3 separate regions of the Homo sapiens genome follow, and regions 2 and 3 are each linked to region 1. Evidence: chromatin loops called from intact Hi-C (ENCODE). Cell type or tissue: gastrocnemius medialis. All regions are shown on one strand. Region 1 has its middle 19 kb from the start of DGLUCY. Region 2 overlaps DGLUCY (D-glutamate cyclase). Region 3 overlaps DGLUCY (D-glutamate cyclase).

Region 1 (2,500 bases):
ATTTACAACAAAAGTCAAAAAGAGCAACTACAGGCTGGGCACGGTAGCTCACGCCTATAATCCCAGCACTTTGGGAGGCTGAGGTGGGTGAATCATGAGGTCAGGAGTTCGAGACCAGCCTAGCCAATATGGTGAAACCCTGTCTCTACTAAAAATAGAAAAATTAGCCGGGTGCGGTGGCAGGTGCCTGTAATCCCAGCTACTCAGGAGGCTGAGGCAGGATAATCGCTTGAACCCGGGAGGTGGAGGTTGCAGTGAGCCAAGATCATGCCACTGCACTCTAGCCTGGGCGACCGAGCGAGACTCTGTCCCCAAAAAAAAAAAAGCAACTACAGCCCATGTGGAAACAGGATCCCAGAGGCAGAGGTGACCATGCAGACAGAAGCTGGGAGCCTGTAGACATGGGTGGGAGTGCTTCAGAATGTCTTCAGGCCTGGGTCAGGCGCAATGGCTCACTCCTATAATCCCAGCACTTTGGGAGGCTGAGGTCAGGAGTTCGAGACCAGTCTGGCCAACATGGTGAAACCCCATCTCTACTAAAAATACAGAAATTAGCTGGGTGTGGTGATGGGCACCTGTAATCCCAGCTACTCGGGAGGCTGAGGCAGGAGAATCACTTGAACCTGGGAAGTAGAGGTTGCAGTGAGCCAAGATCTCGCCATTGCACCCTAGCCTGGGTGACAAGAGCAAAACTCTCTCTCAAAAAAAAAAAAAAGTCTTCAGGCCTCGAGTGAGAACTCAAGCCATGATCTCATGAGACAGGGCTGTCATCAGCCTGTGGACATCTATATTAAGGATATACCACTTTGTAAAAGGATCCAACACAAGCTGTGATGAATGGAACCTGCTCGCTCTGGGTCCAGGCATGGGTGATCTAAAGCAGCAGCTGCCCTCCAGCAGCTGGTCACCTCTCCTAGCCACACAAAACTCTAGCCGTCTCCTCTGGTCATGAGACAGCACCCATGAGAAATTCCCCCTGCCCCCCCAGTTCATTTGCCCCTGAAAGCAGACCATGTGCCCACTTGCTTTTCTTCTTAGCAGCAGCAGAGCAGATGTCCATCCTCGGCGGTCCTGCCTTCTAGAACCGCTTTCCTTCATATCACAAAAACAGTGACTATTGCTGAGAAATTAGTCCACCTGTTCCTGAAGAACTTCTAGGAGTCATGGTTGGGATATGCTGATTCCTAGGGGCACCAGGAGGGAGGAGGAGGCTGGTTCTCAGGGTCGGCAGAGGCTGCCACTCTGCCTGTGCCCTGTCCTTGCCTGGCTCGCTTCCTGCCACAAGGCCAGTGGCTAAGAATAAGGGTGCTTGTCACCGCATCTTTACACGTGAAGGCAAGTGGCTATGACGTGCACTCCATGTTCTTTCTTTGGTAAGGGAGCTTTTTTTTCCTGGTAGAGTCAAGCCTCTTAAAAAGAATACACCATAGTTCAATCTGTTTCTTTTGTGGATTTCAAAAGAGATGCTTTATTCGGTTCAGAAATGTGGCAACAGCTGGAGAAGCTATTCCCAAGGCAAAGAACAAAGACTTGCAATTATTTATAGTGTGGGATGGGAAGAGAGAAAGATGGAGTGGAAGAAGACTCTGCAAATGGGGGGAGAAAAATGGCAGCTCTCCTTTATACACCTCTTCAGTGGTACTCTCCGTTGGCCCACCCCTCCCTCCCCAGCTTTCCGTCTGGGCCCACCTTTCCCCAAAACACATCTTCTATATCTTTGTCATCTAGACCATCACTGCCTCAATCCAAAGCTCACATCTTCAGTGTCCCACCGCATGCAGAGTCCAGCCCCTGCTTTCCAAGGTAAAGTCTTGCTGACCTGAGCCAGGTGCTAGTGCCCTTCCACCCACTTCCAATCCCCTATAACAAGAATTTCACTCATGGCCTCTGGGGATAATGGTATAACTCAAAGGAATGACAAGGATTTCAGATGCTAGTATTTGGTAGTGGGAATGTTTTGAGATAGGTGGGGGTCTTTGTCATCTCCTCACTTTGTATTGCACAAGTGGCCAATTGAACCAGTAGGGAGGCTGGGCGCGGTGGCACTTTGGGAGGCTGAGGCAGGCAGATCACCTGAGGTCAGGAGTTCGAGACCAACCTGGCCAACATGGCAAAACCCCGTTTCTACTAAAAATACAAAAATTAGCCAGGTGTGGTGATGCGCACCTATAATCCCAGCTACTTGGGAGGCTGAGGCAGGAGAATCGCTTGATTGCTTGAAGCTGGGAGGCGGAGGTTGCAGTGAGCCAAGATTGTGCCACTGCACTCCAGCCTGGGTGACAGAGCGAGACTCCATCTCAGGGCCGGGGGTGGGAAGGAAGAACCAGCAGGGAGATGCATTATTGAAAATTGGGGAGTGCGACCCTCTCACTGGTGACTCCTCCTGGGGCCAAGTCAGTAACGGATGGAGGAGTTTGTACAGCTATACAGGTTGTGACTTTTCTTGAAATTGCCTGGGGACTGACCACAGCACAGTTCTCCAGAGAGGCTTGTCTGCCCT
Region 2 (2,500 bases), 54 kb after region 1:
GCAACCTCCACCCCCAAGGCTCAAGCGATATTCCTACCTCAGCCTCCCAAGTAGCTGGGACCACAGGTGTGTACCACCATGCCTGGCTATTTTTTTGTATTTTTAGTAAAGACAGGGTCTCACCATTTTGCTCAGGCTGGTCTCGAACTCCTGAGCTCAAGCGATCCACCCACCTTGGCCTCTCAAAGTGCTGGGATTATAGGCATGAGCCACTGTGCCTGGCTAGGAATTTATTTTAACAACCAAAAACTTAAAACTCAATAACATCATTAACTCATAAATTATTGTTTAGTTACAGATTACGAAAATGATAGAACCAGAAGGTGCTAACAAAATGTCTGTCCTGCATGTGTGGCATTTGACATGAAGAAACTGAGGCCCTTGCTGGGCGCAGTGGCTCATGCCTGTAACCCCAGCACTTTGGGAGGCCAAGGCAGGAGGATCACTTGAGCTCAAGAGTTCAAGACCAGCCTTGGACAAGATAGTGAAACCTTGTCTCTACCAAAAAAATACAGAAGTTAGCCAGGCATGGTGCAGTGTACCTGTAGTAGCAGCTACTGAGGAAGCTGAGGTAGGAGGATCGCTTGATCCCAGGAGGTCAAGGCTGCAGTAAGCCGTGATTGTGCCACTGCACCCCAGCCTGGGCGACAGAGTGAGACCCTGTCTCAAAAAAAGAAAAGTAAAGGCTACGCGCGGTGGCTCATACCTGTAATTTCAGCACTTTGGGAGGCCGAGGCGGGTGGATCACCTGAGGTGGGGAGTTTGAGATCAGCCTGACCAACATGGAGAAACCCCGTCTCTACTAAAAATACAAAATTAGCCAGGCGTGGTGGCGCATGCCTGTAATCCCAGCTACTCGGGAGGCTGAGGCAGGAGAATCACTTGAACCCGTGCGGCGGAGGTTGCTGTGAGCCGAGATGGTGCCATTGCACCCCAGCCTGGGCAACAAGAGCGAAACTCTATCTCAAAAAAAAAAAAAAGAAAAGAAAAGAAAAGAAAGAAACTGAGGCCCAAAGAGTTTGCATACTTTGCTATTAGTTCAGCCTGTCTTCTGTGTATGCAGGTGGTGTCTCTAGGTCGTTATCACTCTGGCAAATTCTCTCCCAGTGATGGAGATGTGTGGAGCCCCCAGTCTCTCCAACCAGGGAGTGGTGCTCATGGTGACCCTGAAGTAGGCTTGTGGGTCAGGCCGTTGGTTGAGCTGTGCAGTGCCAGAAGTAGCTAAACATCCTTAAAGGAACTGCCTAGTTTATCATTAGGACTAACCATGGAACCGATGACTCAGCGTTTACTGTTGGCAGTATCATACACTCAACCTGCATGTAGATTTCGTGCATCATATTTTGTGGTTACAGGAATTTGGCCTGATGGACCCGTTGCAGAAACTCTGTACTAAATAAGCAAACACGTGTGCTCTAGTTTTACAGGCCAAGCAAACTGTGAAACAGAAGGGTTGGCCTTTCTTGCCCTTAGCAGTCATACCTTGGACTTTTGCCACTTGGTTGGGTTGCTTTATTTGGCTAAGTAACTAAAAGCAGATTTACTTTGAAGAATGAGGTTCTCAAATATTCTAGAACTCTCTAAGAATGGACATTCACAGTCATGCTGGGCAGACAGAGTTATTCCCAAATTTTCAGAGTCATAAAGCTTATGTTTGGGCTGGGTGCGGTGGCTCACACCTGTAATCCCAGCACTTTGGGTGGCCGAGGCGGGCGTATCACAAGGTCAGGAGTTTGAGACCAGCCTGGCCAATATGGTGAAACCCTGCCTCTACTAAAAATACAAAAATTAGCCAGGCATGGTGGTAGGCACCGGTAGTCCCAGCTACTCAGGAGGCTGTGGCAGGAGAATTGCTTGAACCCAGTAGGTGGAAGTTGCAGTGAGTGGAGATTGCGCCGCTGCACTCCAGCCTGGGTGACAGAGTGAGACTCCATCTCAAAAAAAAAAAAAAAAAAAAAAAATCCAGTTTGGCCTGTGTGAAGCACCCACACAAAACCTTCCTTTCCCAATATTAGCGCCTTCCTGTGGAGCTGGAACAGGGGCCCCGGGGCTAGAATATTTGATATTCAAGACACACACTGAGTCTGGTGTGGTGCTTTTCAGCAACACATTGAAAAATTGTTGCTTTTCACACCAACAATTTGAAACTAAACATTTAATGTGAATGTTTCTTTTTTTTTGAGAGAATGTCTCACTGTCCCCCAGGCTGGAGTGCAGTGGTGCAATCGTGGCTCACAGCAGTCTTGACCTCCTGGGCTCAAGCAATCCTCCTGCCTCAGCCTCCTGAGTAGCTGGGATTACAGGTGCACGCCACCATGCCAGCTAATTTTTTTAGTTTTTGTTTTTTGTAGAGATGGGGGTCTCGCACTCCTGGACTCAAGGGATCCTACCGCCTCAGCGTCCCAAAGTGCTGAGATTCCAGGCATGAGCCACCACACCTGGCCTTAATCCGAATGTTTTTTAACAATCACAACTTGATTTTTAACATTTTAATTTAAAA
Region 3 (2,500 bases), 61 kb after region 1:
CTTCCTAAAAGGCAAGTTTCACAAATCACTCACTGCTCAGTACCTTCTGTGATTTCCTGAGGCTCCGGGATAAATCCAAATTTCTTCACATGACAGGTGGGTCCCCATGAGCCAGCCGCTGCTTTCCTTTCCAGACCCAGCTCCCGCCACCTCCTGCCTTGTGTCAGGCTCTGCAGCACGGACAGCTGGTCCCCCCAGTACCTCCCTGCCTTGCTCCTGCTGGCCCCTGGGCCTAGAGGGCCTTCTCCCTCCCCAGCCTGCTTCTAGTCTGACCCCTACTCTCCTTTTAGACTCAGCCCCTTCTCCTCCACCCTGAGTCCACAGGCCCCGGAGCGCTAAGCACATGGTGTTATAGTTAACTATTTACTTTTCTATCTTTTCCTGGAAGACAGACACGATGGTAGATGGTAATTATGCGTTTAATGTCTGTCTCCTGGGACGGTAAACCCCTGTGAGTGTGGGCTGTGACTGTCTTATTCACCACTGTGTTTTTGGCACGGGGCCCAGAGTAATAAACATGGGTAACACTTCCACAGCGCTAACTGTGAACCGGCCAGAAGTGTCCTGAGAGCCTTACATGAGTTTACAACTTTAACCCTTACCACCACTCAGTGAGGTACTGTGATATTATGAGATATGTATTTGGTCTTCCTCTGGTTTCCTGGCATACAACTTCTAAAATCCTTGGAATCTCCAAAGAGATAAACGTGTTTTTATAGGCTAGAGAGTTGACTGATGGCCAGGCGTGGTGGCTTTGGCCTTGCACGGCGGCTCACTCCTATAATCCTGGCACTTTGAGAGGCCAAGGCTGACTGATCATTTGAGCCCAGGAGTTTAAGACCAGCCCCGTCTCTACAAAAAGAAAAATTTAAAAATTAGATGGGCGTGGTGGTGCTCACCTGTAGTCCCAGCTACTCAGGGGACTGAGGTGGGAGGATTGCTTGAGCCCAGGAGGTTTGAGGCTGCAGTGAATTGTGATTGTACCACTGCACTCTAGCCTGGGCAAGAGAGCAAGACCCTGTTTCCAAAAAAAAAAAAAAAAGGACAGAAAAGACAAAAGAGCAGAAAGCCTCTCTTCCATCAGGGCCACCCCAAGGCACAACTCCAGAGGGCGCCATTCACATAAAATGTAGTGCGACAGCCACTCCTGCTCAGGCCCCAGTCTCCCACTTTCCCCTCTGAGGGCACCACTGATACCAAGCTCTTCTCCATCCTTCCACAGATGTCTATGTGGATGTGAACAGAACATGGGCATGTCGGTTAATAGAGAATTCTCCACCTTGCCTTGTTAATTTTGCATCATTGGGAGATTATTTCAGATAAGGTGTGTAGGGTAGCCTCATTCTTTTTTTTTTTTTTTGAGATGGAGTCTCGCTCTGTTGCCCAGACTGGAGTGCAGTAGCGTGATCTCGGCTCACTGCAACCTCCGCCTCCCAGGTTCAAGTGATTCTCCTGCCTCAGCCTCCCGGGTAGCTGGGATTACAGGCATGCACCACCACACCTGGCTAATTTTTGTATTTTTTGTAGAGATAGGGTTTTGTCATGTTGCCTAGGCTGGTCTCAAACTGCTGGGGTCCAGCGATCCTCCCACCTTGGCCTCCCGAAGTGCCGGGATTACAGCCATGAGCCACTGTGCCCGGCCTGTTTCTAAATCATTTCTTTTACAAACAGTGCTGCTGTGTACTCAGTCACTGTTTGAGCACATCTGTAGGATACAGTCCTAGGATTGGATTGCTTGGGTAAACAGAGAAATTACTTTCTAAAGGTGGAATTTCAGAAATCTGTGACAAGCATACATGAGATATTTTTACACTGAAGTTTGGGGCTTGTCAGATCTGGCTAGGGGTTGACTGTCTGTGGGGCTCCTCTCTGATATATTTGATGTTAGGGAATGATGTTTCTGGGTTTGATAGTTTGTTCTCTAAAGAGAAAAGAGAGAGCTCAGAGCAGAAAGGTAGCTTTTTGGATTCTAGCCAGGGCTCACTGATTGGATCTCATCTCACCTCACTTCTAGAGGAAGACCACTCCGGAAAACAAGATACCTGGGCCATGCAGCAGTGGGTTCCCCAGTGCCCTGATAGAAAGTCTGAGAAGTTCAGGATTCAGTCCCTAAAAGCATATGGGCTGAAGAGGCTCTGGCCCTAAAATCACCTTGTTGGGGATAGTGGGAAGGTCCCTGTTATTTTTAAAATATACTGAGGATGTGATTCCTAACACCACAAAATGGGTGGGTGGGTGAATGGATGAATGGCTGGGTGAATGGATAGATGGATGAATGAATGGGTGAGTGGGTGGATGGATGGATGGATGGATGGATGGATGAATGGGTGGATGGATGGATGGATGGGTGGATGGATGGATGGATGGATGGATGGATGGATGGATGAATGGGTGGATGGATAGATGGATGGATGGGTGGATAGATGGATGGATGAATGAATGGGTGGATGGATGGATGGGTGGATGGATGGATGGATGGATGGATGAATGAATGGGTGGA

What was found. Peaks named below come from ENCODE experiments on the same cell type or tissue, not always from the same donor. Only the 100,000 strongest peaks of a DNase experiment are listed, where the experiment ranks them.
Region 2: it touches region 1 in a loop (2.3-fold over the local background); 4 of 110 quality-filtered maps call a loop at or near these places.
Region 3: a loop joins it to region 1, with 6 times the contacts of the local background. A loop is called at or near these places in 4 of 110 quality-filtered maps.

The regions. Positions count from the first base shown.
Region 1 is chr14:91,094,123-91,096,622 of GRCh38, forward strand. It overlaps a transcript of DGLUCY not described here. Among named protein-coding and RNA genes, the nearest start is that of DGLUCY, 19 kb to the right of the region's middle. In gastrocnemius medialis, no CTCF peak of the experiment used is centred here; DNase peaks (open chromatin) are centred at 159, 839, 1,289, 1,748 and 1 weaker place; H3K27ac peaks cover 1,988 bases.
Region 2 is chr14:91,148,282-91,150,781 of GRCh38, forward strand. The region is part of intron 1 of DGLUCY (D-glutamate cyclase); the gene reads left to right. Among named protein-coding and RNA genes, the nearest start is that of SNORA11B, 23 kb to the left of the region's middle. In gastrocnemius medialis, no CTCF peak of the experiment used is centred here; a DNase peak (open chromatin) is centred at 1,430; H3K27ac peaks cover 2,500 bases.
Region 3 is chr14:91,154,772-91,157,271 of GRCh38, forward strand. All of the region lies in intron 1 of DGLUCY (D-glutamate cyclase), which reads left to right. Among named protein-coding and RNA genes, the nearest start is that of SNORA11B, 30 kb to the left of the region's middle. RefSeq lists a silencer at 1,554-1,848. In gastrocnemius medialis, CTCF peaks have their summits at 1,142 (motif pointing right) and 1,357; no DNase peak of the experiment used is centred here; H3K27ac peaks cover 2,381 bases.